Linked DNA regions of Homo sapiens: region 1 is linked to region 2. Evidence: chromatin loops called from intact Hi-C (ENCODE). Cell type or tissue: IMR-90. All regions are shown on one strand. Links, peaks and the distances in the headings refer to the core of each region. The heading gives the core; the rest is flanking DNA. Region 1 has its middle 120 kb from the start of DTNA. Region 2 holds the start of LOC124904282 (a long non-coding RNA gene).

The links. A loop is a pair of places that touch in the nucleus more often than their neighbours do. Peaks named below come from ENCODE experiments on the same cell type or tissue, not always from the same donor. Only the 100,000 strongest peaks of a DNase experiment are listed, where the experiment ranks them.
Region 1: a loop joins it to region 2, with 4 times the contacts of the local background. A loop is called at or near these places in 2 of 110 quality-filtered maps.

The regions. Positions count from the first base shown.
Region 1 is chr18:34,586,823-34,602,794 of GRCh38, reverse strand. It overlaps a transcript of DTNA not described here. Among named protein-coding and RNA genes, the nearest start is that of DTNA, 120 kb to the left of the region's middle. In IMR-90, for the core only: a CTCF peak has its summit at 6,975 (motif pointing left); a DNase peak (open chromatin) is centred at 9,504; H3K4me3 peaks cover 361 bases; H3K27ac peaks cover 373 bases.
Region 2 is chr18:34,967,302-34,982,473 of GRCh38, reverse strand. It overlaps LOC124904282 (a long non-coding RNA gene), which reads left to right and starts at 8,737. Exons shown (of 2, transcript XR_007066336.1): 1 at 8,737-9,963; 2 at 13,358-15,172. It also overlaps a transcript of MAPRE2 not described here. RefSeq lists enhancers at 3,552-4,051, 3,008-4,207, 4,052-4,553 and a silencer at 5,369-5,648. In IMR-90, for the core only: no CTCF peak of the experiment used is centred there; a DNase peak (open chromatin) is centred at 3,183; H3K4me3 peaks cover 2,957 bases; H3K27me3 peaks cover 1,955 bases.

The DNA of each region.
Region 1 (15,972 bases), core at 3,136-11,135, 380 kb after region 2:
TGGTCTCCTGATCCGGCGGCCTCCCAAAGTGCTGGGATTACAGGTATGAGCCACCACGCCGGGCCTCTTTTTTTGTTTGTTTGTTTGTTTTTTTTTGTAGAGACAGGCTCTCACTACATTTCCCAGGCTGGTCTTGAACTCCTGGCCTGATGATCCTCCCATGTGCTGGGATTACAGACATGAGCCACCGCACCACTCAGCCTTAGAGGTTCTTGCAACCAGAATTACCAAAGTGTGTTTTGTGGTGTTGAAATGTGATATATCTCTATCTATCTATGTATCTATCTATAATTATAAAGTTCCATAGTCAAATTACACTGGAAAACACTGGGTTAAAGAAAGTCAAACATATCCCTTTAGTGTAGAACTTTTATGCATTCTTAATGCAAATGTTTACCTAAATCTCCAAGAAAGGGATACGGTATACAGCATGTTCCAAATTCATTTGATCCAAGATTCTTATCCCAGCCCTCCCCACAATACACACATAATATTTCCTAAAATTATTGGCTTCCAAGGACACAAATTGGATTTGCTGATTTAAATGACAATTCAAAGGACCTTAAAATATTGGCTTAAAAATTTTCAACTCTTAAGTGTCTCAATCTTTGAATTCCTGAGTTTTATCGATTATAGTTAGTGCTTAAAACTAAATGCTAAGCAAAGGGTAGAGTACCAATAATATAAATGCTATTCGAGACTATGTATTTCTAATATATAATATACATCACCATTCCTCTGTGCCATATTCCCTGAGCCTAGGCCTTTTACTCTGTCTACTGATTAAAGTGGGGGCTGAGGATTAGAATTGTATTCAATTTCCTTTTTCTCCATTTCTGTACTACATATGAGCAGTTCCTAGAGAGGAGAAAGCATTAAGATTTCACATTTACTTTCTGCATTCTGTAGGAATTGCCCCAACGGAGTCTCCTTACACTTCCCAAAACTGTTTATGGGCAGGACTCCCTGAGTGGTAAGTGTAAGGATAGGTAAAATCCTAGAATTCCATAGTGGTGGAGAAGCTGGACAGAAAAGGTCACAGACATGGAAATGGTAAAGATTTAGACAGCTGAAAAGTCTCAGTGGAGATAAGAGCCAAAAGATGTAAACAGGCAATAGACATTAGTATCAGATCGCAGGTGGCGTACATTTACCAAGTATGGACCTGTTCACAGATATATATGACTTTAAGTCTAAATCTGTGTTACTAAGGGAGTTTTAGGCTGCCTATTATCCAATAGTGTAGAAATTCCTCAGAGCTCTACATAAATATTCCAGTCCTTTCTCTTTCTAAGCACATGGTGAGGTAGGAGGAGGGACTTGACTCCAGACGCTGGGCTCAGACACTGGAAGGAGTTGAGGACTAGCTAAAACAGGGCCAGTATGGAAACAGCTTTCCATAAGACATGCTTAGCAGTATGCCATGTCAGTTCCCCATTGCTATGGCAACACCCAAAAGTTACAACCCCTTTCCATAGCAATGACCAGTGACCTAGAAGTTACCTTTCTCCTAAAAATTTCTGCATAAATCACCCCTTAATTTGCTTATAATTAAAGATATAAATATGACCACAAAACTGCCTCTCAGCTGCTACTCTGGACACTCTATGGGGTAGCCCTGCTCTGCAAGGAGCAGTACCTCTGCTGCTGCTGTACACTGCCACTTCAGTAAAAGTTGCTGTCTAACACCACTGGCTTGCCCTTGAATTCTTTCCTGCCCTAGGCAAAGCCAAAAACCCTCCTGGGCTAAGCCCCAGTACTGGGGCTCACCTGTTCTAGGCCAATGGTAGGATCATATTATACTTCCCATCCAACTGAAGTTAGGTGTGGCCACATGGCATGCTTTGGCTAAGGGAATGTGAGTATAAGGAAAATGGGTCATTTCCAGGTGAAAACAGCTGTGTAGAGAAGAACCTTCAGCTAATCTGTGGTGGCTAAATTGTATAAGTGAGAAGGAAACCTGGTTTCTATATGTCACTGAAATTGAGAGTTGTTTGTTACCTGAGGAAACCACCCATAGTATATCTGGAACACTTCATATGTCTACATCTTAGTTTTATCATATGTAAAATAAATGTCTCTTACCTACAAAATAACTTCAAACATTGGATGCATCTGGGAAGAATTGCTACATTTATCTGAGGTGTTAAATATCTTTTGGTTAGTAAACATGATTCTTCAAATATGTAGAAATGAACAATCTAAGACCTGGAAGTTCATATGCATTGGAAGATAAATTTCATTCAAAATTATATCTTGTAAAAAACTAATTAAGGCATCTGTATTCCTGAACTGTGATTAATTCAGTGAATTCATTGTTTCAGCATCTATAAATGTGTGAACTATCACACTATATAGGAATGAGTACAAAAAATAAACTGAGACTTAAAAAGAAAAATAATTAAAGTAACTCTATTGCTCTTTTTAAAATACTTAGAGGTTTACAAAACTTTCATGATTCAGAGTGTCTGAGTCATCTTTACATCATTTTTATTTTGCAAAAATGCCAAGTCCAGTTTTATTTATGCAAATAAATGTGTTTCTATTTTATATTAAGATTTAATTAAATATGTAATAAAAAATACACATTTGACTTAACTTTTTTTCAGAATTTATTCAGCTCTCTTTAAGCTCTTCTGTTACATAAGTATCTCCTAAACAAGAGATTTTTTAAGAATCTCAAGACTATCCTCTAACTTAGCTTTCTGAGAAGAAAATACTAGTTGTTGAGAAAGGCAAAATGACTTTTTAAATATGTGTGGAGATTAAGACAAATACATTTAAAATATCAATGAAAGATACATAAAGAAATTTGTTGGCTGGACACGGTGGCTCACACCTGTAATCCCAGCACTTTGGAAGGCTGAGGCAAGCAGATCGCTTGAGGTCAGGAGTTCGAATCAGCCTGGCCAACATGATGAAAGCCTGTCTCTACTAAAAATACAAAAAATTAGCTAGGCGTGGTGGCGGGTGCCTGTAATCCCAGCTACTTGGGAGGCTGCGGCAGGAGAATTGCTTGAACCCAGGAGGTAGAGGCTGCAGTGAGCTGACAGCTGTACTCTAGCCTGGGCGACAGAGCAAGACTTTGTCTCAAAAAAGAAACAACAAGAAAACAAAACAACGACAACCAAAAACAGGTAAAGTCATGATTTTCCTACATTGCTTCTGTAATAAGAAAAAGTAAAATGAAGGGATATGGAATTTTTCAGGTTTGAGGGTTTTGTTTTCCCTTTTCAACAACAAAAAAGAAAAAAATTGTTAATTAAATTCATTGTTTTAACATGATATCCTTCAGTACCAGTGTCCGGTGAAGGGGGTGAATAAGTAATTTCATTGTCTACACAGTTAGAACAAAAGGTAGGAGTTCAAATTATTGAATTAATGAGAAAAATGAGTTCAGCTGTTTGGAAGTTATGATTAGAAATCAGCCATTATTCAAGAGCTAGTTTAGAGTTCTTTTATAGATGAGGCAAAAAAGAAAGGCCAATATCATATTTTCATATTTTGCGATGAAGAATTCTGGGATCTCAAACACTGAGTTTGAACATTTCATTAAATTCAAAGATGTTTTCTGAAGATACATTTTCTGAAGATACATTCTGAAGCCCCACCCATACTGGGGCTTTTCTCTTTGTGAAGGTAGGAGTGTCCTGTATGAGAAATAATATAAGCCAAGTTTCTTATTTATCTAAATCTCAGAAGTTGGCGTATCAAAGCCTCACAATAAATGTGTAAAAAGTTTATAAGTGGTCCAAAGAGTATAAAATTAATTAAACATCCTTGGAATTAATAAGTTATATTTCCTCTTCCTCTGGTTCCCATCAACTATATTCAATGTTTAATAAACAAATACAGTTTTTCTTTGCTTAGCATAGGCTTTTAGAAAGATGATATTCAAATTGCACTTCAAGGCCTTAAATTTTTTTTTTGAGATGGAGTCTCGCTCTGTCACCCAGACTGGAGTGCAGTGGCGCGATCTCGGCTCACTGCAAGCTCCACCTCCCAGGTTCATGCCATTCTCCTGCCTCAGCCTCCCAAGTAGCTGGGACTACAGGTGCCCACCACCACACCTGGCTAATTTTTTTTTGTATTTTTAGTAGAGATGGGGTTTCACCGTGTTAGCCAGGATGGTCTCAATCTCCTGACCTCGTGATCCACCCGTCTCGGCCTCCCAAAGTGCTCAATTACAGGCGTGAACCAATGCGCCTGGCCAAGGCCTTAAAAATTTTAAGAAAAGTTTTCCACAAGCTTTCACAATATTGTATTACATAAACACTCAACTGCTTTCTTTGTAGCACCACACTGTGATTTGAAAACAACCCAGTGTTTTCTAATGGTTGAAATTGAGGTTGTATGCAATGAGATAATTTTCATTTAGTTGTGCCTCATTGACATTTTCCCATTGTGCTATTTAACATTCTGGACTAGATTTGTTGAAATATGTCAGTTTTCCCACTCTATGACTCTTTTGATTATGAATCTCTCTGATAATAAACAGCTGACTCACCATACTTAAATTTCTACTCTCTTGTTGTCACAATCAAGTTATACATCACATTTGGTAAAAAAAAAAAAAAGAAAGAAAGAAAATAGAGAATTCCCTTTCCCCAAGACAGTGACAACAGCCAAATAAACATGTTTTTACTGACTCCACTTGACATACAGGATTACTAATGATCATTATTCTAGACAAAGAGTCTAAGGTCAAAAGAAAAAATGATGTTTAGAATGGAAAAGAATATATTAACAAAACAAATTCCTCAGAAACAAACTTCTTCTGAATAGTCATCTGTTCATTTCTTAAACATTTTTTTGAGTGGTTCCTGTGTGTCAGTGACTGAGAATAAAAAAGCGAGTAAGACACAAGCCACAGCATTAGGGACTCCCAGAACAGTGGGTGAGCTATACACTTAAAAAGAAAGTACAGAAAGTACAGTGAAGGTGACTTATGAGGTCAACCCTAAAGGAAAAGTGGGGTTTTCCCACAAAGGAGAGAAGCAATAGGCATTCTGGGGGGGCGGGGGGCGGTGGGGAAAGGTAGACTAGCACAGAGCTAAAATAGTATACGGCATATTGTGGAGGCAGCCATTGTATGTGATTGAAGTGTTGGTGATAACCAGTGAAGCAGTGGAGTCAATGTTTGAGAAACAGATCGAGGCTTTGTGATGGACCTTTTAAGACATACTAAGGACACTAAGCTTTATTTTGAAGGGAGTCATGAATCACTAAAGATTTTTAAGTAGGGGAGCAATTAATTGAAGTCTATAGTTTTTAGAAGATGGGTATGTTGGTTTCAGCAAGTGTGTATGTAGTGGCAGGGTGAGGGTGTGGATGGAGCTTAGAGACAGGAGAACAACTGGAAGACCATATAATAGCCAAGTTAAATGATGAAGACCTGAAGTAGAGCAACTGCAGAGAGAATGGAAAGCACGGGATTTAAGAAGATTTTTTAAATGTCTTAGTACTGGATATAGGCCAAGAGAAACCAGAAAGAGTCAAAATCAACTTCTGAGAGTGAAGGATGCTTGTGGGATGGATTAGAGGTTAAAGAAATTGCCAAGGAAAGGGGCCAGCTAGGGACAAATAATACTGCACAGCCATAAAAAAGAATGTGTTCATGTCCTTTGCAGGGACATGGATGAAGCTGGAAACCATCATTCCCAGCAAACTAACACAGGAACAGAAAACCGAACACCACACGTTCTCATTCATAAGTGGGAGTTGAACAATGAGAATATATGGGCACAGGGAGGGGAACATCACACACTGGGGCCTGTCAGGGAATTGGGGGCTAGGGGAGGGATAGCATTAGGAGAAATACGTGATGTAGATGACGGGTTGACGGGTGCAGCAAACCACCATGGCACATGTATCCCTATGTAACAAACCTGCACGTTCTGCACATGTATCCCACAACTTGCGTATAATTAAAAAAAAGAACTGTTAGGTGGTGTTGACAGCTCAAATAAAGTCAGAAAACATGAATCTTTCAATCAGCATGCATATGCAATTTTCTCCAAAAAGTTTGAATATATCAGGTCACAACTAAAAAATAAAATCAGAAAAGTTATCTGAAATCATTAATGATATCAGCAAACTTTGATATGTTCTCTAGAACGAAGAGTGTAAAAAGAAACAACTATAATAGCAGTAGGATGAATTTCCATTTCTGGTAACAGTAATGAGAGAATCTGGACTGATATACCCGATGTAATAAGATATTTGTATGTATTACCTGATGTAATAAAGATATTTGAGATATAAAAACAGTAAAGAGGCTGGGCATGGTAGCTCATGCCTGTAATCCCAGCACTTTGGGAAGCTGAGGCAGGTGGATCACTTGAGGCCAGGAGTTCGAGATGAGCCTGGCCAACATGTTGAAAACCCGACTCTACTAAAAATACAAAAATTAACCAAGCATGGTGGCATGTGCCTGTAATCCCAGCTACTTGGGAGGCCAAGGTACGAGAATCACTTGAACCCAAGAGGCAGAGGTTGCAGTGAGTGGAGATCAATCGCGTCATGTCACTGCACTCTAGCCTGGGCAACAGAATAAAACAAAACAAAACAAAACAAAAAACCAACCAACCAAACAAAAAACAGCAAAGAGCCTTTAGTAAGATGGTGAAGATTTGGCATATGAAAACTTAGGAGAAGATCAGAAATCAGAGAGGTGAGGTCACTTTTAAAAGCCCTTGGGCATATGACTATCAGGAAAAAAGATCTGAGAATCTAGCTTTACACTTCAAGTAGCTTTCTGTGCTTCATAGAAAAGTCAAAGTCCTTGGCCCTCAGGTGGGGCTTTAATTAACTAACCCAGCTTTATGCTGGTGTCATGAAAGGTCATACTCTCCTTTAGGGGAGGAGTGAACCTACCATTCCTCTCACTGATTTGCAGCCTTCTTGTCACAGAGGTGATTCAGGGAACATCAGGAGTTGTACTTTGTCTAAGATGATTCTGGTCTGATATCGCCCCCAGGTGCCTGGCAGAAGCAAACCAAAGTCTTCTCTGGAGGAAAACATTATCACTTAGATCTCAACTTACTCTTACGATCTTTAATTATAATGTAATTTTAAAAATACATTTCCAGCATAGAGTCAAAGATATCCAAGCAACCAAGAAATTAAGACACCATGAATGAGAACTAGCAGGAAGAGTAATAATAGAAACAAATCCAGTAACACTTGAGATACTATAATTATCAGAAATAGATTATAAAACTACACTTAGGATGTTCAAAAGAATAAAAGCTAAGATTGACAATTTTATACAAGAATTAGAAACTATAAAAGTGATATAATAGTAGCAGAGAAATATTTGTCTCTTTTTCTGTCAACACTATTTGGCCACATAGTTTAACATTCTTCATTTTAGAATTTTACATTTTGTGTTCTTTTTTGTGTTTTTTTTTGACACACTGAAAAAAAACCCAAATCCCACACTGGTAAGCCTAACATATTTTCATTTATTTTATAATTCAATAAAAAACATATTAGTTACATAAAAGGTATGCCTACATGTGTTACTGTGTGTACCTGAGTGTATGGTGAGCACCCAGGTGCATGCATTCACAAACTTCTTGGAAGCACCTGTGATTTCTGCCAGGTTCATTCTTATTGTCAACCATTCAGTACACAACTGGTAATACAATGTCACAAGGCACCCAGTATGACCACAGAAAATTTACAAAGTTAACACATGATTATGGGGAAATGAAAATTAATTGCAATTGCTTGCAACCTAAAGGGGTTAATTATAAGTATTACCCAAGGTTAACTATCATTTAACAAATTGTCTAAACTGTCACAAGGTCAGATATTTACACTGAAAAGCAAATATTACTGGGGGACTTAGTACATTGACTTTAAAACTCTCTTAAGTCAGATTCTTTCTTGAGTATAGGTCTTGCTTGACAAGAAAACGGGGGCGCTGAGTAGTCATATTCATCAGGGGTCTGGAGGGATAAGGAGGACTGAGAGGGAGGGAAAATTGGACAGAGAAAGGAGGAAAGGGGCATCAGAACTGAGCTCTGCCAACTTCACATTTGCTTGGCCTCACTAGATTACTCAGTAGTTGTAAAATCAAATGACTTTATCAATATAATGCCCATTTTTCATTTTAGAAGAGTGACACAGTGTATTACTTATTCTCATCAAAGTTGAATGAAAAATCCATAAGAAGCCCTTCATTGTTTGTACCTAGTTTAGCCAACTTAGTTCATTAGAATCTGGTCTATTTGACAAGACAAAAAACTGGCCAGTTACATTTAACAACTGTTCATCTGTGCACTCTGTAATAACAGCGTCAGCAGATTTATTTTCCCCATATAAAGTAGAATTTCCAATTCACACCATGTACTCTGTGACTATTATGGACAGTATTTATTCAGAAGGAATGCTGTGCAAGTTTGGAAGAGCTGTCTCTAAGAGCAGAGGGAGAGGTCATTTGACAAAACAAGAAACAAAACCTATACATGGGCAAAACATGAAGAGAACTAAAGTTTGTCATTCTTTTCAAGAAGAAGTTTGAAGTCCTAAAACAGTGCGACAATAGCAAAATCAGACAACTCTTCCTCTCCCTTGTCTTCTCTCAAGCTCTGTAAAATCAGAACGCCTCCATCCACTTAGCAAATTTCAGCTTTTTTTTTTTTCCTGAAGGAGGGGAACCTGCTTGGAATTAATGAGATAACACTAAAAAATAACTTCTATTAATTCTTCTCTTCCTGAAAAGTGCCTATTTTTTTTCTCAGTTGCTTTTTAAAAAGTAGAATATCTTCTAAAGGCTCCTTACGCAGTTTAAGCCACCTTTAGAGCACCTTTCCTCTCCTTTTTCCTTTTTTTGTTTCTCAAATTGGGAAGTGACTTAGTAACATGCAGGGGAAACTGAACTCCATCTCACAATAATATAGTTTCATCCAATGGCATAATAGACACAGTAGCATTCAGTCTGTGTTGTGACATAAAACTATTGAGATTGTAACTCAGTAAACTCATAGTGCTTAAGAGAAGAATAGAGGGAAAAACAAATAAGGATAAAGTCAAAACTGAAGTTACAGACTTGCAATGTAAATTTCAAAACTAAGCAAAAATCCTCTTTCTGCTGCACAAAATGTAAAATACCAAGTATCTTAAGAAAGGTAAGCAAGCTACAACACTGAAAAATCTTGACCTTTTCATTCACACAGATAAAAAGAAAAATTCAATATTAAGCATCCCAGAAAAGCGATGCACTTTAAAAACCAATCTTTTCACTTACCCTAGAACATGCACACCATGATCTCTTAAATCCTTTTAATTCCAGTACATCCAGAACATATGTGAATTCTAAGCATATTCATTTAAAGAACAAACTTGAACCAAATTGGTAATTACAACAGAGATCATAACAGAACTCTCTGAAATTCTAGGGAGAGCTATGAGTATGAAATCCAGCCTCTAGATCCTGGTGTGTACTGTGTCTATCTTTAACTTGAAAATGATTTGGTTTCACATTCCATTGAAGTCCCACTGGCAGATGCCTTTGGTAAGCTCGCCAATGGCAGGCTTTCATGCGCCCTCCCTCCCCGCTCCCTCTGACTGAGCTTCCGCTGTTACATCTAATGCTGATTTACTCAGCTGTCTTTTTACCTGTCTCTACGTGGGTAAAAGGAGATGCTTTCATTGACGGATATTACGGAAACACTTGGAAGCTGAACATCAGCCCGAGGACTCACTATGCTTCCCCTGCCATCCCCTCCCCCTACTCACTGCCAGAAACCAACTGACTTCCAAACTTGGCTGCCTGAAAAAGAATGTTCTCTGATTGGCATTCCTGGAAGCAGAAAGCAAGGCAGCTCAAGTTTTGTACTGTTACTCAGCATGAATAACTTCCCAGGTACACAAAATACAAATAGTAAATTTTTTTTCTTAACTTTGAGGAGGGCATTAAAAATATTTTCATTGTAGGACAGCATTTAAGTTTTAATGTCCACATGTAATTTTACAGAGGATGGCAATGGCTGTAGTAAGAAAGAGAAATGACAAATTTTTTGTTAAAAGTTGAATGAGTCTTAGTAAATGAGTTGGGATCCGTTAGAAGAGGAAATCATCATGCCGCCTGCTTGCCAGTGTTTTGGAGGGCAACTGTTCAATCTGTGCATTTTCTGTTAGAGAAAAACTTGTTGTAAGAATTGTGGAAAAACTGATTTCAACCAAACAGGAGAGAGTGCAAAAAACACTTCTATCTCCCCACTGAAACTTCTTTTTCAGGACTGTCTTGCAAAACTTGAGTGCGGACTGGAAAACAAAATGTGTGTGTGTGTGTGTGTGTGTGTGTGTGTGTGTGTGTTATACAAGTGTATATCTAAAAGAAGAGAAATTGAGTGAATGGAAACAAAGAAAAAGATACATTTCATCAAATAGAGACTGACATGAATTAACAACATGGGGTCCCTTTAAATCACCATTAATTAACTTGTGTTTAATATTTATTAATATTTAGTGGTCACTGGGGCCAAAAGATCTCCTGCCTCTGAAAATAACTAACCTCTTTATGTTCAAAACATGCAATTCTACAGACCACACAACTTCTTCAAAAGCCTAATGAAGGCTTTATAATTTTGGTAATTGGACACATCTCAACCCTAAGCATTTGGGGGTTTCCAAATTTCAGCTAGCTGTGGCTGCCAACTCTAGGCAACTGTCAGCTGGCTGGGCTCAGGGTGGTGGTGTGGCTGCAGCTGCTCCTTGGAACTTATGTGGACATCTCAAAAATATTCAACGGCAAAACGTAGATGCCAGAAAGCAAGCTTTCTGTTTTTGTTTGTTGATGGTTTTGAATCTTCTATTTTGGGTTATATTTTATCATATCTAGGGCAATACCATCTTAAGAAACCATGAGGGAAAACTTGATTAATTGGCATCATATTACTAGCCTATTTTAGTGATATTTTGATGCCCCATATAGATTGGTGGCTTACCAGCTTTTAGCCTTTTAGCCTAACTTTGTTACTAGATGTCTTTTAAAAAGATCAAAAGATAGAAACAGAGGAGTAAGAAACTTTCCTTATTTTTGTCCCCAAAGTTGACAGTTTCTTAGGGAAACTGCAGGCTCTATGTAATGCTGATAGACGGGCATTCTAATGACTTCACAAATAAATGGGAAGAAATAAAGCAATAGTCCAGAAAGTACACATTTCTGTCACTGTGTTTCTTTATCCCTCTGTCAAAAACACGCCTTCCCAAGGCTAATGGATGGTGCCAAAACACAAATGAACTAAGAAGGGTGGACAGACGTGCGGCCATCAATGGTTCACATTCAGCTGCTCTGTTCACCTCTGTTGTATCTCAGAGTGAGCACTAGCACATAACTGATACTCAAAAAATGGTTGTTGAAACTGAAGAACTGCTCATGTGCAAGTGTATATCTTAACCTATGGAAAATGGTTATTTGTTGGCCTACATCTTAGATAAATATGTTTTGTATTTGTCTTGGGAAAAATACGCTTCTTTTCAGGCAATTAACCAAAATATTATATAGAATGTATATTATGTACCAAGTACCTTTACTGAAGCCAAAAAATCATTATACATCTTATGTATGTATGTATGCATGTGTGTGATTCTAAATATTAACGTGGCAAATATTTGTTAAGAGCACTTCTACCAATCTTGGTGGCTTATAAGAAAAATAGAAAAAAAAATGAAATGTTTAGGTTTGCTAATATTTCCCAGTAATGAGTAAACTATAATAATTTTCCTTATCGAACTGTTACTGGCCACTCTTTATAGTGCAACATTCATCAGTCAGATATCTCCTAAGGTTCCCAACTTTATCTCTGCTGCTATTTCCATTTGTGCCAGTCTTAGAAATCTCAGAACACTCAACAACGGGAATAGGAACATTAGTCCAGATGCAAGTGTGAGTGAGTACAATCATTTTTTTCCTTCTTTTTCCCCCTAACCTTCACAAGGCAATTGATAAGATTTATAATGGCTAGAACTCAGTCTTTATCGTGAGTAAATGTTGTTTTCCTCTTTCATAAGCACTAATGTGAGAATTAGGATTAGATCAGAAAAACAGCTTCTAGGGCTTGCTTCCAAAGAAAACTGGGCATGTAACAGGCAAATCAGATACCCTTGATTTATCATGAACAAGAAGTTAATCTCTCCTCCATTCTCCAGAAATAGACTCTATTAGCACCGTTCTGTGGATGGCAAATGCTGGAGCATGGCTCCTTGCAGGGGTGACCAAGGTGTTCAAACACAGGCCTTAGCTGATCTGTGAGACATCCATGTGTATGAAGAACCTGGTCACTGAAAAGCAAACGACCTCTGTTATTTTTTTCCTCCCTAATAAATATCCTTAAGGGATTAGGACAGGCAGTATTCTCATGGTGATAGTTTTATAGCTAATATTTTTGTCATATCATTTATTTTTAAAAGCATATACTTTTTATGCAAAAATAATTTGGGGTATAATTGTGATTTTTGTTAAAAGAGAAAACATTAATACATCCAAGTCATTTAAAAGTAATTAAAATAGATACTGCCCAAGAAAAAGTAGAAAAACTTTACATAAACTGCATTAGAAAACAGGGGCTCTACAGACAAATATGGAAGATTCAAAGCAGCAGCATGCTATTTATTATCTTATTAAATGCCAATCAACTTAAAAATATACCCAGCAATCTCTTTTATGGGTATATACCCAAAGGAAATACATCAACTCCTAAAGGTATCTGTACTTCCATGCTCATTGCAGCATTATTCACAATAACCAAGATGTGGGAACAACCAAAGTGTTCAATGACAGAGGAATGAATACAGAAATTGTGATATACATATGCAGAATCTTATCCAGCCCCCAAAAAAGAGATCCTGCCATTTGCCATAACATGGATAAACTTAGAGGACATTATGCCAAGTGAAATAAGCCAGGCACAGAAAGACAAATCCTGCATGATCTCACTTATATGTGGAATCTTTTAAAAAATCAAATATATAGAAATAGAGTAAAGCAATAGTTACCAGGAGCAGGCAGAAATGGGAAGATATAGATCAAAAGGTACAAAAAGAGAGTTATATAGTTAAGCGTAGAGATTTAGCATATAGAACAAAGACTACAGTTAATAATATTGTATTGTATACCGGTAATTTGCCAAGGGGGTAGATTATGAGGTACTTTTTTTTCGTTTTGTTTTGTTTTGAGACAGAGTCTGGATCTGTTGCTCAGGCTGGAGTACAGTGGCACAATCTCGGCTCACTGCAAGCTCTGCCTTGTGGGTTCATGCCATTCTCCTGCCTCAGCCTCCCAAGTAGCTGGGACTACAGGTGCCCACCACCACGCCCAGCTAATTTTTTGTATTTTTTAGTAGAGACGGGGTTTTATTATGTTAGCCAGGATGGTCTCGATCCCCTGACCTCATGATCCACCCGCCTCGGCCTCCTGAAGTGGATTATTAGGTACTCTTAACACACACAAACGTGCTCATACACACACATGAAAGTAACTATAGGAAACAACGGAATATTAATTTGTTTAACTGTAGTAATCACCTCACTATATATATCAAAATAAGTATATCAAAACATCATGTATACCTTACAAACATACATTTTAAAAACAAAGAAAACCACAGCAGCATGCTACATATAATCCTATTAAATGCCAATAAACTTAAAAATTGGTTGAAATGGACACCTGTTATATATGCCTGTCACATGAAAATAACTGTAATCATGCAAAGGGCTGTATGTACAAATATACTAATTACAAAATATACTTAGTATTATACATATAATTAGTATAGTATTATAAATATAATTAGTATAGTATTAATATAAAATATAATTCGTATATTTGATAGCAAATAATGGGGAACAATGATAGTTTTTATAAAAAACAGAATGGCATAGGCTAATGCTTAGTTAGGTTAAAAATCAGCTTGCATGTGTATGTGCACCATGATTTCAACTATATTAGAACACCAGAGAGGAAGATAAAGGCTAAAAAATTCCTACCAAAATGATTGTGGATCCTTTATGAAAAATCTTAATTCACTTTTTGTAAATTTTCTGTAATGACATTATTTTACCTTCATAATCTACACACACACACACACACACACTATAATATTCAAGTAGGAATAATTGCAGCATTTCCTCATTCCTCACCCTCCTCCTCATCTTTGAAGAGGCATCTCTAGTTCTCTGGATCTTTGTTGCAGGAGCTTATAGGGGAGAGGAGCATAAGGGGATGAAGATGCTCTTTAATGTCTAAAGAGACATAGAAGAAGATTAATGGGACTTATGTTGGTTTTAAGAAAGGGCAAGGAGGGAAATATCCAAGAAAAAGAACACTCTTAAGATGGTGAGAACGAGAGAAGAGCAGGCGGGAAACAGAATCTGGCACACTATAGGTAGGGGGTTGGGGGCAGACTGTAAGCTGGGTTGGGGAGCAGCTACTTCAATGAGGCAGACGTTGAGGAGATCAGGATCTCAAAAAGAGGTTTAGGGTATTTGGCCCTAGGATATCTGTCTGAGTGTTTTGTGATTTCTTCTCATAAAACACTTAAGAGAGGTTTTACTTTTCAAGATATGGTAGTACCAAGTTTGTGGGTCTTTGGGACACTTCATGATATAGTCATGAATCTTAAGTCTATAGATATATTTGGTTACATAAACATTTTTGAAAAGTTGGTGCCAATTGTTGGGTTGTGGTGGTTGTTACAACTGGTTTACTTTGATAGGGTAAGAAATCAGTTTTACTCGTCTATACAAACTTTCTGGATCATTTTCTTCTACTTGCATTTCCTTCCCTGTGTCTCTCTCAGTTCCCATGATGGGTATCTATTACAGTCTCTTGGACTGACTGCTGAATGTAAAGTGGCCAGCCATTCTGTTTTGTCTAGGCCCGAGGGATTTCCTGGGATACAGGATTTTCAGCGCTGAAACTAGGAAAGTCTCAGACAAACCAGAGTTGGTCATCCTATATATGTGATCTGGAAGTTTTAAAGTTATATGTATGCTTGTGATAAAGATTAGCCTTTTTAATAATTAGAAAGTGTTTGGCCCAAGTAGACCAAAACTCTGAAAATAAAGATTTCATTTGGTCTTTATCCCTTGTTAGCTACACAACCTGGGAGAGGTCCACCACCAAGGGCCACTATTTCTTCATCCCTACAATGAGAATAATAATACTTCAAAGAGTTGTTGTCAACTTCAAATGAGATATGCATTTAAGTTCAGAACACATAAAATGTGTAAATATATACTTTATATCAAATATATTTTATATAAATTTGTATTAGATAACATAGTTATTTTTCAAAGCAGATTTTAATTATTTTATATTGAGAAATAATGGAAGCACAAAGAACAGGCACAGCATTTCACACTATGTGGAGTGCAGAGGAGAACAAAGAAAATGAAAGAGAGAGACTGACTAAGGAAACATATTTTTTCAGGAGTGTCTGTTTTAGCATTTGATTTTCTCCTAAATTAAACTCACCAAGTTAGGGATGTTTTGTCTTTAAGTGGTTATAAAGCCCCAGTAACAACCAATATAACATGCTTGCAAAACATATGGGTTATCTCCAGTATAAAAGAAATAAAGATTTTTAGCCAGTGCAATATAGTGAGACCCCATCTCTACAAAAAAAAAAAATTAGCCAGGCATGGTGGCATTTACCTGTGGTCCCAGCAAGTAGCTCGGACCCTCCCAAGTAGGGGGGCTGAGATGGAAGGATTGCTTGAGCCCAGGACTTTGAAACTGCAGTGAGCTGTGATCACACCACTGCACTCCAGGCCTGGGTGACAGAGAAAGACCTTGTCTCCAAAAAAAAAAAACTAAAGATTTTGTTGTATTTTTTCTATACCCTGGGGTGGGGGTATTTTTCCTTTGTGGAACCAAAGTCAACTCGAATTGGAGCACAATCATAAATATGTCCATCACTCAGTGAAACCAGAATGTCCAACTTCATCCCAGGGACA
Region 2 (15,172 bases), core at 1-8,000:
ATTCTTCGTGGCCTCCAATAGGTGAATGCTGCAAGAAGAGATGGGAATGTGCTTTGAGGGAGACAGTCAAGTGTAAGTTGGAGGACTCCTTAGTGAAGAAGCACTAGGTATTTAAGATTTCTATGGGTGGTGGAACTAATCTCTAAGGGTCTGTAGTGAAGTTTATGCTTCTATGACTTGGAAAAAGACTTGAAGAACTTATTATTTTGGTTACCTAGATGAAAAGCTAAAGATGGCTCAACATGTTTGGGGTTGGTTAATTCCAAAGGTTAATTATTTAAGAATAAAGTTGGCCGGGCGCAGTGACTCACGCCTGTAATCCCAGCATTCTGGGAGGCCGAGGTGGGCGGATTACGAGGTCAGGAGATCGAGATCATCCTGGCTAACACGTTGAAACCCCGTCTCTACTAAAAATACATAAAATTAGCCAGGTGTGGTGGCGGGGGCTGTAGTCCCAGCTACTCGGGAGGCTGAGGCAGGAGAATAGAGTGAACCTGGGAGGCAGAGCTTGCAGTGAGCCGAGATGGCGCCACTGCACTCCAGCCTGGGAGACAGAGTGAGACTCCGTCTCAAAAAAAAAAAAAAATAAATAAAAATAAAAAAAAAAAATAAATAAAGTCGCTGAGACAATGATGTATATGAGTAGTTTCTACTTTTTAAGGAGAAAGGAGTTAATTCAAACTAGTCTTGTGTAGCCAAAGCCTCCAGGCAAGACTACATGAAAACCTGTATGTTGCAATAAACACTGGAAAAGGAGTCAATAATCCAGGAGTCAATGCCTTGGCATTGCCAGGATCACCTAACTTATTGGATTCACTTGTGTAATTTGGCACCTGGGAATACCATTTACCCAATTATGATTAAGCCCTGATATGTTAGTAAGACCAAAGGGCTATATAAATTTAAGGTAATAAGACTGGGTGGTTCTCGTCTGTTCTCAAACACTTTAGAGCTTATAAAATAGAGATGACACACTTTCTTCTACTCTACCCCTTTTAGCTACTTGTAAATATTACAGAGCTAGGTATATATCATACTCTGAGAAATAGTTTCTGATTAATATGGAGTAATCCGATTAGTCTTTTTTTTTTTTTAAGATGGCATCTCCCTCTCTGTCCCCCAGGCTGGAGTGCAGTGGTGAAATCTTAGATCACTGCAACTTCTGTTGCCTCCCCAGATTCAAGCGATCCTCTCACCTCAGCCTCCCGAGTAGCTGGGACTACAGGTGTGTGCCACCTTGGCTGGCTAATTTTCATATTTTTAGTGGAGACGGGATTTCACCATGTTTGGCCAGGCTGGTCTTGAACTCCTGACCTCAGGTGATTCACCCGCCTCGGCCTCCCAAAGTTAATTCTATTTTTCTAAACTACTTTATCTCTTATGCCTCCCAAAAAGGTGTTAACATTTCAGAAGTGCCTCCCCAGTTCTTTTTCTAAGCTACAAAGAAGTGAGAATGAATGCATTTATATCATTTTGGTCTTTGGAAATTCTTATTAACATTTAGTTTTGGTTGTACTTATCACAAAATACATCCAACTTCTTACTTTTAATATGGTGGCTATTTAAATGTACTTATGCTATTTTAATGGGCAATACACAGGTGAAAATAAAAGCTATTTAACTATTAATCTATTCTACAATGTTTCTCCTAGCTCAATAAATTCATATGTGGTTTTTCATAATAATGGGTAGAGAGTGAAATTTTGTGAAGTGATTGTTTTGGCCCATTAGAGTGTGGTTAAATGTGATAACAATTATTAGTTATGCTCAAAATGCTAAATTGTTGGGTATGAAATGTAAGTGAACAAATAAGCTATCATAGCAAGTAAGAATTGTGACAGGACTTTGGCTTCTATATATCTGGAATGTCTGTCTTGGAAAACAGCAAACTGAATGTACTCAGGATGCTTTGGTTTTCAATGTTCTCCCCACCTTTTGATACTCTTCAGTACGAACAAGCAGTATCAATAACTAACAGAGTCTGTGCCCCTGCTTTGGGGGCTACAGACACTGAGGCCCCTATGAGAAAATAGAATACCAAGCAGGCTACAATAGATGCTCTAAGAGAGGTTCAGATAAAGTTCAACGGCCAAAAATATTGAGTGCTTGCTGTGTGCAAGACACTGTTTTTCCTCCTTAAAGAAATTGAGGGCTGGTGTGGTGGCTCACTCCTGTAATCCCAGCAGTTTGGGAGGCCGAGGCGGGTGGATCACCTCAGGTCAGGAGTTCAAGACCGGCCTGGCCAACATGGTGAAACCCCATCTCTATAAAAATACAAAAATTAGCTGGGCATGATGATGTGTGCCTGTAATCCCAGCTACTCAGGAGGCTGAGGCAGGAGAATCGCTTGAACTTGGAGGCGGAGGTTGCAGTGAGCCGAAATCGTGCCAGCCTGGGCAACAGAGTGAGACTCTGTCTCAAAAAAAAAAAAAAAAAAAAAAAGAAAAAAAGAAAAAGAAAAAGAAAAGAAAAGAAATTGAGGAAGGGGAAGAAAGCATTTAGACAACAGTGCAGAGAGTGATAGTGATATTAAAAATAGTGAAGAGGTATTAAAACTGAAAGAAGAAAAAGAAAGTTTGTTTTTTGATGACTCTAAGATAACCTGTTAAAGATACAGAGAACCAGAGATAACAGGTTATCCTGGAGTAATCCTTTTGGGATGACAGTTTTAAAGGCAAGAAACCTTTGGTTAATAGCCAACATGAGGTTTTATATAAAATGTTAAGTGTAACCATTTCTATTTAAATAGATCATTTAATTCACTCCTGGATGTATAATCAAGTAGTATTTGACTTTTTTGTATGCAAAATTTATGTGTTACATATTCATCCTTTCTGCTTCACATAACTGAAATAACCCAAACCAGTTTACACTTTCCCAACAGTTTTTTTTTTACATGCTTCCCACCAAGAAAGTTACAGGATGTCTAGTTAGCTTTGTGTTTCCCCTTCTAACAGAAGAGAGCATTATATGAAACAGGCAGAATGGTGTGCTACAAAGGGAGTGGCTCCTGCAAGCAAGTAGATCCTGATCAGATATTAAATGTGCTTTCAAAGGAGTGCAGTTTGTGCGTGTCAACAAACTACTCGCTGTAATTACTTCCTATTCACTGGGATCGCTGTGCAGCCTGCTGACTCACCAGGCTGCTGGAGTATGTTTCTGCTGGGTTTTCCTACTGACTGCTACACATGAGTCATCACAGGAATGGAAGTTTCTATCCGTCTCCCTTAACAACAGTGCAGAAACCAGGCATTGAAGTAAGCTTCGATTTTTCCAATCAGACCCTAGCCAGGGAAGGGAAAAATGTTGTGGTAGGTGTCACCACCAGCTAGGCTGCTAGATGACAGTTCCCCGCCCCAGGGTGTTAGTCATCGGCACTCCAGTTTCAGCGTCTTTTCTCTCACCCACCCAAGTAGTTAAAGTGGCATCTTGTCTTGCAATGCCTGCTGCTGCTGGCCGCTGAACTCTTCCTTTGCTGTAGAGTTTCCCCAACTTGGCTGCACAATGAAGTTACCAGGAGTTGTTTTTGCTTTTAAATACTGTGCCTATTTCTCACTCCCAAACAACCTGATTTAAATAGTTTGGGATGTGATCAGGACATCAGGAGTTCTCAAAGCTCCCCAGATGATTCCACTATGCAGCAAAATTTGAGAACCAGTGCTTTGAAGAAGCATAGCTCTACCCACGCAAGGAAAATTTACCAGTTAAGCTTATCTACCAATCACTCGGTGAGCTCCCGGACCTCTTATCTTACCCCTAACTGATGTCTTTAATCAGTTTGGCAGAAAAGAACGAAAGCAAAGTAAGGAAGCATTTCATTTCCAGAGGGGACACTGGCTAACCAAGAGCCATACCCCTTTTTGCTTGATAAAAATTTGGCCAAATTTAGCGTTCAGGAGAAGCAGGGGAAATGTTGCCATTCTTCAGATTACCTTTTGATCTCTGTTCTGTTTCATTCCACAGTGTCCTATTCAGCAAAAGTGTAAATCGCGGGTCCTCAGATTAGAAGTAGGTGCTGCGTCTGACCACAATCGCAACCGGTCTGCACACTTCACCCCAGCTGGGACCGAACCTCCGCCTCGCAGCGCGGCCCCAGGGTCGATACTATGCTAATCAAGGAAGTTCTTCCGTTTCGGTGCGCGCGGGCGCGGGTTTGAGCGCTTAACCCTTCATTCTACATTGACAGCACGATAGTATTTTTAGTGACCTCTTCCTGCCTAGCGGGTCTACACTATTTTCCTTTTGTTCTTCTTTTTTTGGAAAAGGAGATGTGAACAAGTGATAGAGAAGACAATCAGGGAGGGGACAGCAGTGTTGGCTGGTGCGGAGGTGAAGGAAAGGCTAATGTTCGTAATATTAATTACTCCCAGCGCTACTGACCCAGCGAGGACTAGCAGGAGGGGCTTGGGGGTTAAGACAAAGGCTTCTCCTGATCAAATGGCTGCAGCGCCCCTTCTCCGAGGTTACGGCTCTGCCCTTGGCACTGTATTGACGAAGTCACTGGAGGAGTGACCAAACCCACTAGCCCTTTTGGGGTCTGAAAATCAGCTTTATCGAGCGCCCCAGGTTCAGAGGGGACCGCTTTCCGCGTCCACCCCTCTCCTGGCTCTTTGTGGGATTTCTGGCTTCCGCATAGCCCTTCTAAGGGTAGACCGAAGAATTTCCCACTAAGCCGAGTGCGAAGTCGCTGAGTAGCCCTCGCCCTGCGCTCCCGGGGCTCCCTGCAGAAGAGATGCTTGGGCGCAGAATAACAACCCGCTTCCTTTTGCACCCACCCGGCTCCTGAGTCCCGGGAGCGCGGATGGTGGCCGGCGTCGGAGTGGGAGAGTGGTGGCTGCCGAAGGGGAAGTGCCCGGGGTCCAGGGGATGCTCCCAAGCGCGCGAGCGCCAGCGCGCTGCACTTCCTGATCTGCCCCCAAGCGCGCAGCCCCTGCCAGAGCCCCCAGCTCTCTCAGTGCCGGCGCCCCAGCTAGAGCCTGGAGGGTCGTGCGCCGCGGTCGCGCAGTCGCGAGCCCCCCTCCTTCACCAACGCCGTGTTCCTACCCTGGACAGCCCCAGCCTCACCCCTCAGAACCAGTCCACTTCGCTTCTGCCAGCGTGGCAGCCCCAACTCCCTCCCTCCACTTTCCTGGGGTGCACAGAGCTGGGGCACCGAACCAGAGATGTGGCCCGCGGGAGAGCGGCGGGGTGCACACCCGGAGACCGCCTAGCCGACCCTTGCACAACTTCTTGCTAGACTCTGGACCCCCGGTTCCGGTTGCTCCGAGCCCCGCGGGCTGCAGACCTCAGCGGCAGGAGGAGGCGCAGCCAGCCCCTGGCCTGGGAGGGACTGCTTCAGTGCAGGGGGTGTCGGGGTGCGCCAGGGCGGTACCGCTTTAAATGCACTTGACTCACCTGCTCCGGCGCTGTCGCCTCCTTCCTCTGCTGACAGCTGGGGGCTTTGTTTTCTCCACCCACCCGGCCGCCGTGCTCCGCCTCCTCTGTCGCACGTGACTCGCAGTCTGCCACCGCCGCCGCCGCCGCCGCTCCGGGAGTCCACCCGAGAGAGTCCGGCCAGCGCCGCCCCTTCCCGCGGGTGCGGGTGCGGGTGCGGGTGCAGGTGGGCGCCCCACTGGGCAGGTCCGAGCCGACCCGCCTGAAGACGCTGTCTCAGGCCAAAGGAAGCCAGGCTGAATTCGTGACAGGGAAGAAAGTGCCAGCGGGTGAAATAAACTAAGTGGTTTGACCCCGCTCGAGAGGGAGGAGGCCGGCGCGGCTTGCAGAGGGGGCTTGAAAAGGCGCCGCCACACTGTGAATTAATTACCTGCAAACGGGGGCTTGCACACCAACTGGGGTGCATCTGCTTTTTACACCCAGTGTTTGTACTCCTACCTGGAGCACGATTGATGATAAGGGGCAAACTAGTTTTGTCATGAATATTACTAATTAAACTAGGCAATTCTAATACAATTAACAATTTAATAATAGCGTGTTTTTGGGGGGTTTCAAATCTGCTTGTTGATGCTGTTGATATTTGGGTTCTATTTGGAAAATGGAGTGCAGGCTGGAGAAGCGAACTCCAGAAGTCTACTGATGTGGGCGCTTGTCCATTTGGAACAGCAGCTATTTTTAATGAAATGAGAAAATGTTCTGGCTTCAAGACCCAGCTCAAGATCTGCTGCTTTTGGAAGTGGTCCCGACCGGTGCTGATCGCAGTGATCTCTAGTGTTTGAAACAGCAAGGATTTGTCTGAATCCTTCTGTTAGCCCTTGGAAAACGCATTATATACCTTCCCTCCTGTGCCCTACACATTGCTACTCAGGGGAAAGATTGTCCATGTCTCCCCCAGCGTTCGTTAAAGCCAAGTCTTCGTAGTGGAGTGATTTAGCACAGTGCTTCTCAAAGTTTAAGAGGGATCACCTGGGGATATTGTTGAAGCCAAATTTGAGCGTGTCGAGAGTTAGGCCTGAGATTCTGCATTTCTAGCAAACTCCCAGTTAATGGCATTGCTGCTAGTTTGAGGACCACACTTTCAGTAGAGAGGTGTTGATCGCCGCTTTGGCATTAGCCAGCCTATTTTGAGTCCTGACTACACCACTTGCAAGCTATATGATCTTAGGCAAGTTTCTCAACATTTAAGCCTCACATACTGTAAAATAGGGATGATACTAATTTCCACCTCATAGGGTTGTCTTGAAGATTAAGTGAGAAAGTCCATATAAGGCACTTAGTGTAGTGCCTGGCACACATACCTAGGGTTCAGAAAATGCTAGCTAAGTCACTGTAGAGGTCATCCTTGCAGGGGGAAAGCTGGCACCAAGTGCAGCATGGCTGCAGGGGGAGCAATGTGTGAAATGGGCACAAGGGTGAGGTAGCCTGCCCAAGAACAAGGACTGTGCCCTGTAGTGCCTAGCATGTGCCAGATGTATAGGATAAGTTTGATGAATAAATAAATGACTCTAATGTGGAACAGATCGTATGTGTTCAAAAAGTTCTGCTTCTCCTTTAAATCATGATAAATTAGTTCTGAGACATTGAATTAAAAAATCATTTTGCTTTCTATTACAGATAATGTCCAGCTGCTTGTCACATGGGTAATCTATTTTAATATCTGAGACAGTACATGGATTGTTAAGGTTTAGTACATTTTTTATCCTCAGTTAAAAACCTTGAAATTTAAATTTAAATGAATTTATTAATGAAGATATGGTATTCTTAGCTCTCAAAATGAATGGCTGTTGTCATCATAGTTCTCATATCTTCCTTCCTTACTTCTCCTTCTCTCTCTGTCCTCCAAATATGAGTGTTTCCTCAGACTAATTTCTTGCCTTTTTTCCCACTATGCCATTTTCTTTAGAAATTTTATGTGTGTCTTATGTTCATCTTTCAAGTGTGAGCGGATTACTTCTGAATCCGTACCCACATTCTTAACCCATTTGCAAGCCTTATTTCTGCCTTTCCCTTAGTTGCTAGGAATTTCCATTTTCACGAGCTTTTAAAATTTTATTTATTTTTCCACTTGAACTATATTTTTATTTGTGTAAATGTATGGGGTACCCGAAAGATTTTCCCAGGTATATAATGGATAGTGACCAAGTCAGGGTATTTACAGTGTCCATCACCTGAGTATAATATGTATATATATTTTTAAGCATAGTCATCTTATTCCCTATCACACATTAAATTTACTCTTTCTCTCTTACTCTATGTTTGTACACTTTAACCTCCTTCTCTTCATCCTCCTCCCCCTCACTACACTCACACTACTCAGTTTCTTTGTCTGTATTTCCACTCTCTACTTCCATGTGTTCAGATTTCTTAGCTCCCACAATATGTGAGAACATACTACATCATTTTGTGCCTGGCTTATTTCACTTATGATAATCTCCAGTTTCATCCATTTGCTGCAAATAACACAATTTCATTCTTTTTTAGGGATGAATCATATTCCATTCTGTATATACACTACATTTTCTTTATCTTTTCATCTGTTGATAGATACTTATGTTGATTCCCTATCTTTGAAATTGTGAATAGTGCTGCAATAAACATGGCAGTTCAGGTATCTCTGATATATTGATGTATTTTCCTTTGGGTAGATGCCCAATAGCAGGATTGCTGGATCAGATGGTAATCCTATTTATAGTTTTCTTGAGAAATTGCCATGCTGTTTTATACAGTGGCTATACAACTTTATATTCCCACTAACAGTGTATTAAAGAGTTCTCTTCTGCACATCCCAGCCAACATTTGTTATTTTTTTGTCTCTTTAATAATAGCCATTCTGGCTGGGGTATGATGGATGATATCTCATTGTGGTTTTGATATGAGTTTCTTTGATTATTAATAATGTTGGACATTTTTTCCATAAGCCTGTTGGTTATTTGTAGTCTTCTTTTGAGAAAGGTCTACTGATGTCCTTTGCCCACTTTTTAATGGGTTGTTTTTTCCTGTTGAGTTGTTTGAGTTCCTTATGTATTCTAGATATTAGTCCCCGTTATATGAATATTTGGCAAATATTTTCTCTCATTCAACAGGTTGTCTTTTCATTTTGTTATTTCTTTTGCTGTGCAGAAATTTTTTAGCTTAATTAAATTACATTTGTCTATTTTTGTTTCTGTTGTCTGTGTTATTGAGGTCTTAGTTATAAATTCTTTACCTAGACCAATGTCTAGGAGAGTTTTCCCTAATTTTCTTCTAGTATTTTTGTAATTTGGTGTCTTACCTTTAAGTTTTTAATCCATTTTTAGTTTATTTTTGTATATGTTGAGAGATAGGGGGTCCAGTTTCACTCTTCTGCATGTGGCTATCCAATTTTCTCAGCACCATTAATTTAAGAGGGTGACCTTTCCCAGTGTAAGTTCTTGTCAGCTTTTTCAAAGATCAGTTGGCTATAAATATGTTGCTTTATTTCTGTGTTCTCTATTCTATTCCATTTGTCAATGTGGCTACCCACTAGATTTTAGTGTGTTCTAAATTAAACCCCTTTCTCCTCCCATAAAACTGATACCTCCTTGGTGATAAATCAAGATGGTTATTTGCAGTGGGGAGCCCTCAGTGCTAATCCAGGGACCTGGCAATGGTGTGGAACCCAGTGTGATTTATCCCAACTACCTTCCTGCTGCTCCTAGGTATTTATTTGAGACATTGCTCTCAACAGTGACTGGAGTCAACTCATGTATATGTATATACTACCTACTGGTGTAACAGTCACATATGCAGTTGTGGGATGCTACATAAATGGTGACTGAGCTAGTGAGAGATTGTATCAGTCAGGGTAGGCTAAATTATGCTGCTGTAACAAATGCCATCAAAATATCAGTGGCTTAATACAACAAAAGTAAATTTCCTTCTCATGCAAAATTTCCAGTGCTGCTATCACAGTGACTCATTGTTCTAGCCACCTTCATTCCTGTGACATTTCCATGAGCACCATGGCAGAGGAAGGATGTGGAGAACTGCACACCAAACCTCAAGTGCTTTCATCCAGAAGTGATACAGGTCACTTCTCACATTTCTCTTGTCAAGGAAAGTCACATGGTCATTGCCTAACTTTAAGGGCTATGTTTATGTTTCTAGGAATCACCAAGATTCTAGATCGTACTTTCTAGGAATCTTGGTGATTCTGAGTAATGCCTGCCACAGGGATCCATTTCGCATAGGAGGGTTAGGGATAAAGCTAGACTGAAAATAGTCTAGCTATAGTAGAGGATAAGCAACAGGTTACCAGTTCAAGGAAGGTACTCTGTTACATGTAGAGTCTTTGGGAAACATTAATGTTGTTGTTATCATTATACAATATTATGTAGAAAAACACTTAAAGGTGACAAATTCTCTCTCTCTGCCTGCCAGGGTTATCTTATGATTTAGCCAAGGTTAGTCTACTCCAGGTTAGAGTGCAGTTTGATCATCCAAACTCTTCTGTGACACAGCATTCAGGAAAGATCATCTGTATGATACCCTAGGGAACACACCAACCATTAGGTAAGTAAGGTTACATTAACACAAATAAATTTGCTAATTTTGATGACATTGTTGGTCATTCTCTCCTTGAGGAGTGAAGGTATGTGTATAAATGAAATATTTTAGTGGTATCAAATTGTCCTATGTTTTTCCCATGATTATCTGCTTATGCGTTACCAAATAATTTACTTGTCATGTTCGTGGGAATGTTGAAATAAAGCTTTGTGAGTAAAATTCAGTTCATAAACAAAGGGAAAAAACACTGATATCAATGTGAGAAAAATAAAATCATGCTTTTCAATAAGTTTTGGGTTTCTTTCTCCAAAGGGCAGAGATTATGTCAACTAAACTTGCTTCCTGCATCTCCCAACACTTCATGTGCTTAAAAGAGATAAAGGACTGATGGATGCTGTAAGCTCTGAAGTGCTATGCAGATCTAGGATATTGTAATGTGTTTCTGGGCACTGAATAGTGTTCTTGATCTCAACAGTTTTACGTTGTCTTTGCCCACATCCATCAGTGACATCTACTCTCCTTTTAAAACATTTACTTCTTTATAAGACTGTTACCAATTAAATATTTTTATATAATATGAGCATCTTCCCAAAGCTGATATTCTGAGAATTTCAATCAATCACACATTTCCAAAAATATCTAGCACAAGGGACTACAAAGGAGAGGCAAAGTTTATCAATTAATGTTTTAAGCTGTTTACTAAAATTATTTTTATTTTATATAATTAATTTTTGCCTCTGAGTCCTTGCTAAGTTGTAATATTGCTTTAAATATAAATCTTAACTTCAAGAAATATGCTACAGTGAATTACTTATAAATATATCAGCAATACCCTGTGAAACTGAGATGGAAGTGTTCATTACCAAGATATGATAGTGTTTATTAAGATGAGTAGCAAAGGTGGCATGAAATGACAGCTTGCAGGGATCACTGCTTTATGATGACTCTAGCGTTTATTCATGGAGTAAGTGTTGCAATAAAAAATAATACCACCTTCAAAGAACTCTGTGGGCTCTTAGGAGTATTTGTGAGTCAACTAAAAAGTGTCATCATTTTATAAGTGAAGTTCAGGAGAAAGCTTAAATGACTCACCCATGTCCTAATTTCTGGCTATGACCACTGGCAAAAACTGCTGCCTCCATAAGATAACATAGAATGGAAAAGCAAAATTATTATATGATACACATTGGGATGTATATTATAAGCTATGTTTAACGTACATCAAAAGGAGAAAAATTTTAACCTGGGCTCATGCAAAACCATCGTGTGATAGAAATGTTTATGATTTTATGTCACACTGAAAATAAACTCACATGCAAAGAAATAAGTTGGATATATTTTTTTAATATGCTGCTTGGAACAGGTGTAGCTGAAGGTAATCAGTTCTATACATTTTGAAGGCAATAGATTTAATTAATTTATTAATTAGTAATTATCTCTTAGAAGGTAAAGCTATCTTTTCAGTCCCCCTCAGTCTCTGAGGCTGAGATGGAATTTCTAGTTTTCTGTTGCAGCTCTATGGAGTACAATGCTTTCTAGGGATCACTGGGGTCACCACCATCTCATCGTGGGATCTTCTGGAAGACAATGCAGCCAGTTTTTGTTGAATCAAAAGCTATTCTTGATTAATTAAACCTTACCTTGCCAGTTGCACCTTCTTTGCAGCTCCCTTATATCCTATCTATGAATTGGTCAGCCAGTGTAAGAATAACAGGGAATTGATTCCTTGACTCTTCTCAGAAGCTTTTTCCTCTTGGTCTTCAATTCTTCAACAAATATTTGCTGTTCTTTGCTTTTTATATTTAAAATTGCTCAATCTTTCTAAGTTGTAATATCCCGAAAATATTTTTTGTGGTGCTGTCTATTGGGAAGTCTCTGTGTTAGGCTCTGTGATTACTCAAATGGTCTTTGGCTCCAAGGGGCTTCCAGCATAGGGAGAGACATATGTGTCCATAGTGTGGCTCAAGGGGCATTAAAAGGTGTGAACAGAGTGCCCAGAACACTGGGCAGGCAGAAAGAACATCAAAGTGCTCTAATTTGTGCATGTCTTGAAGGATGAAGAAGAGTGTACTAGGTGAAGATGTTTTTGGATAAGGCAGTGTGTGGGTAAGAGTATTCTAGATAGAAAATGTGAAAGACAAAGCTATAACCAGATTCGAGGATGATGAAATGTTCAACGTGGCTGATGAGTAGGCTTTGAGGAATTGAGAGATTGCTCAGGGTGACCAGGAAAGTCCTTGCATGTCCAGCTGAGATATTTGAATGTAATACATTAGCCAGTGGTCTCCAAAGTAGGGTGAGAACCACTCAAGGGCTTTGTGAGTGATATACTGGGGTGTGGGAAGAAAAGGTTAAAACTTGGCTATCTATCCAAAAATGTGAGAAACGATTTATGCTTTATTAATAAGTAACATGGATTGACATTGGCGCTCTCACTTGGTCCGTATATCAGACAGACAGAGGGACTGCTATGTGCAAGGAATTCTGAGGGAAGGTTGGGATCCACAGCTGAGGGGTGTCCTTAACAACCTTGTTCATTCTTAAAGCAAATTACCATTTATCAGCAATTTATGTTACTCAGTGAAGTGGATTTATGTATTATATTATCTGGATTGACTAACCTAAGCCTCACAGAATGGACAAATAACTTAAAAAGATTGAAATAACATGAATATTTCAAATGTTAATAAATTTTAACAAAAGTCCTTGCAAAACTGGTGGATGGTCTTTGAAAAATGAGTATCATACTTTCATAAGCTCATCCAATGAATGCTTCCTCTGTTTGCATATGTGGTTCTATGTGAGGTGTATTCTGTAGCTCTGACAGCCATAAAAACTAAATATAAGTAAGCTGTACTCAGATTTGTAAGTTGCCTTATCACAATAAAAATTTCCAAAAAATGTGAAGAATATTCAACCATATTACTCTCACTAAACAACATTTTAGTAATGGCAAAAGGTTTTTATCTACCATTATAAATGGAATAAATTAATTAGCTAGGTATGGTGGCATGCACCTGTAGGCCCAGCTATTAGGGAGGCTGAGACAGGAGGATTGCTTGAGCCCAGAAGTTAGAAGCTGCAGTGAGCTATGATCATGCCACTGCACTCCAGTCTGGACAACAGAGCACGACATTATTTCTTAAAAAAAAAAAACAAAAATAATAAATAAATGGCATATAAAATAGGGGTTATTTCATCTTCATCTCATCCTTTAATTTTTCAATTTTTATGTTTTCTTATGTGTATGATATATTAATGCAGTACTTGTATAATATATGCTATTTACAAATGGATATGTGTATTTGAGATAAACATTTTACTTATAGGAGTGCATGGGCAGAAGGAAAACCAAAAACGGTATTAGGGAAATGGTGTCTATGATCTGGTTTGTTTTTAGGAAGATGACTTCAGCCACAGGATGAAACAGATGACGAGAGACTGGAGTCTAGAAGATCAGCCAGAGGGCAAGTATCGTGATCCAGATGAAAACCGATGAGGACCTGGCCTAAAACAGTGATAATGATGATAGAGAGGAGAGATCACCAAACATGTGATCTTCAGTAAGAGAGAGAGTGAGAGAGAGAGTGTGTGTGTGTATGTGTGTGTGTGTGAGAGAGAGAGAGAATGTGTGTGTATGTGTGTGTGTGTGTGAGAGAGAGAGAGAGAGAGAGAGAGGTTATTTCCAGGTTTGTAGCTAGCCAGTCTAAGTGGATGGTAGAACTGTTAGTAGAGATGATGAAATGGGATATCAAGCATGATACTGAGTTCACTTTCGGACATGTCAAGTCAGAGGTCCCTAAGGGATTCTGGAAAGATGTCTAATGGGTGGTTTAAATAAAAATCTTAAGCTCAGGAGAGCTTAAAGACACAGATTTTGCAGTAGCTTTTATTTCTCAATCTGTAGCCCTTTCTACAACAGCTGATCTTAAAAAATAGCCCTTCCTTTAAAGACAAATTAATGTAACAGCTTAACATTTATAATTATTTATAATGAAAATGATTAAGAATCAACTACTGCATTGTATAATGGTAATGGCAATACATCATTACCAAACAGACAATGTTAGAATTTTAAGTGGACATTTAGGCTAGTTTTGCACTCTAATGACCTCTTTAAAAGTATGTAATTCTTTTCTGGTTTTCCATGTTCACTATTTTGTTATTCCTCAAGGGTTCTCCAGACTGCAGTGTATTGTAAGATAGTCTCTCTTTCTTGCATCACCTAAAACCTTGTGCAAATGGGTCATTTATTTTCTTTCATTGTGCTATAGAAATAATGATTTTTCTGATCTTGCCTTTCCTTCTTTTTTTTGAGACAGAGTCTCACTCTGTCACCCAGGCTGGAGTACAGTGGCACAATGTTGACTTACTGCAACCTCCACCTCCCGGGTTCAAATGATTCTTCTGCCTCAACCTCCCGAGTAGACAGGATTACAGGCATGCACCACCACACTCAGCTTATTTTTCTATTTTTAGTAGAGATGCGGTTTCCCTATGTTGGCCAGGCTGGTTTCGAACTCCTGACCTCAAGTGATCCACGTGCCTCGGCCTCCCAAACTGCTGGGATTACAGGCATGAGCCACTGCACCTGACCCTGCCTTTCCTTCTTACGGAACCATGAGCATTGTAAAACCATAGCACGATTCCTCTTTAACTCTCCATCCTCTCCATATTGTTTATTGAACAACCTGTCAAAGAATGTTCTTGTTGAGTTATGACAATGCCTTTCAAGCCATGCCATTTCTACAAATTTCTTACTGTCATATTGTGATGTAATAAGAAATATATATTTGGTCTGTGCCTTGGTTCCTGGCACAGAATTCCTCAAACCCTTTTAATTTCCTGAGTGATAGTGGTGTTAGGTGCATCTTTTGTGCTGATGTTTGGTCTTGGGCCCTGGCTCCTGACACAGAGGTCCTAATCCCTTGGAGTTTCCTGGGAGATAGGAACATTTTTTGTTCTAACGAGGCAACTTTCTGTGGGCTCCTAGACGGAAGCTGGTCACCAGAAAGACCAAGCTATGATTAGAAGATTGGAACTTTCAGTTCTTCCCTCATGCTCCAGGAAGGAGAAAGGGCCTGGAGATTGAGGTAATAATTGGTCATGCCTATATGATGAAGCCTCCACAAAAATCCCTGAACTGCATGGTTCAGAGAACTCTGGGCTGCTGAACACGTGGAGGTGCTGGGAGGATAGCTTGCTCAGAGAGGGC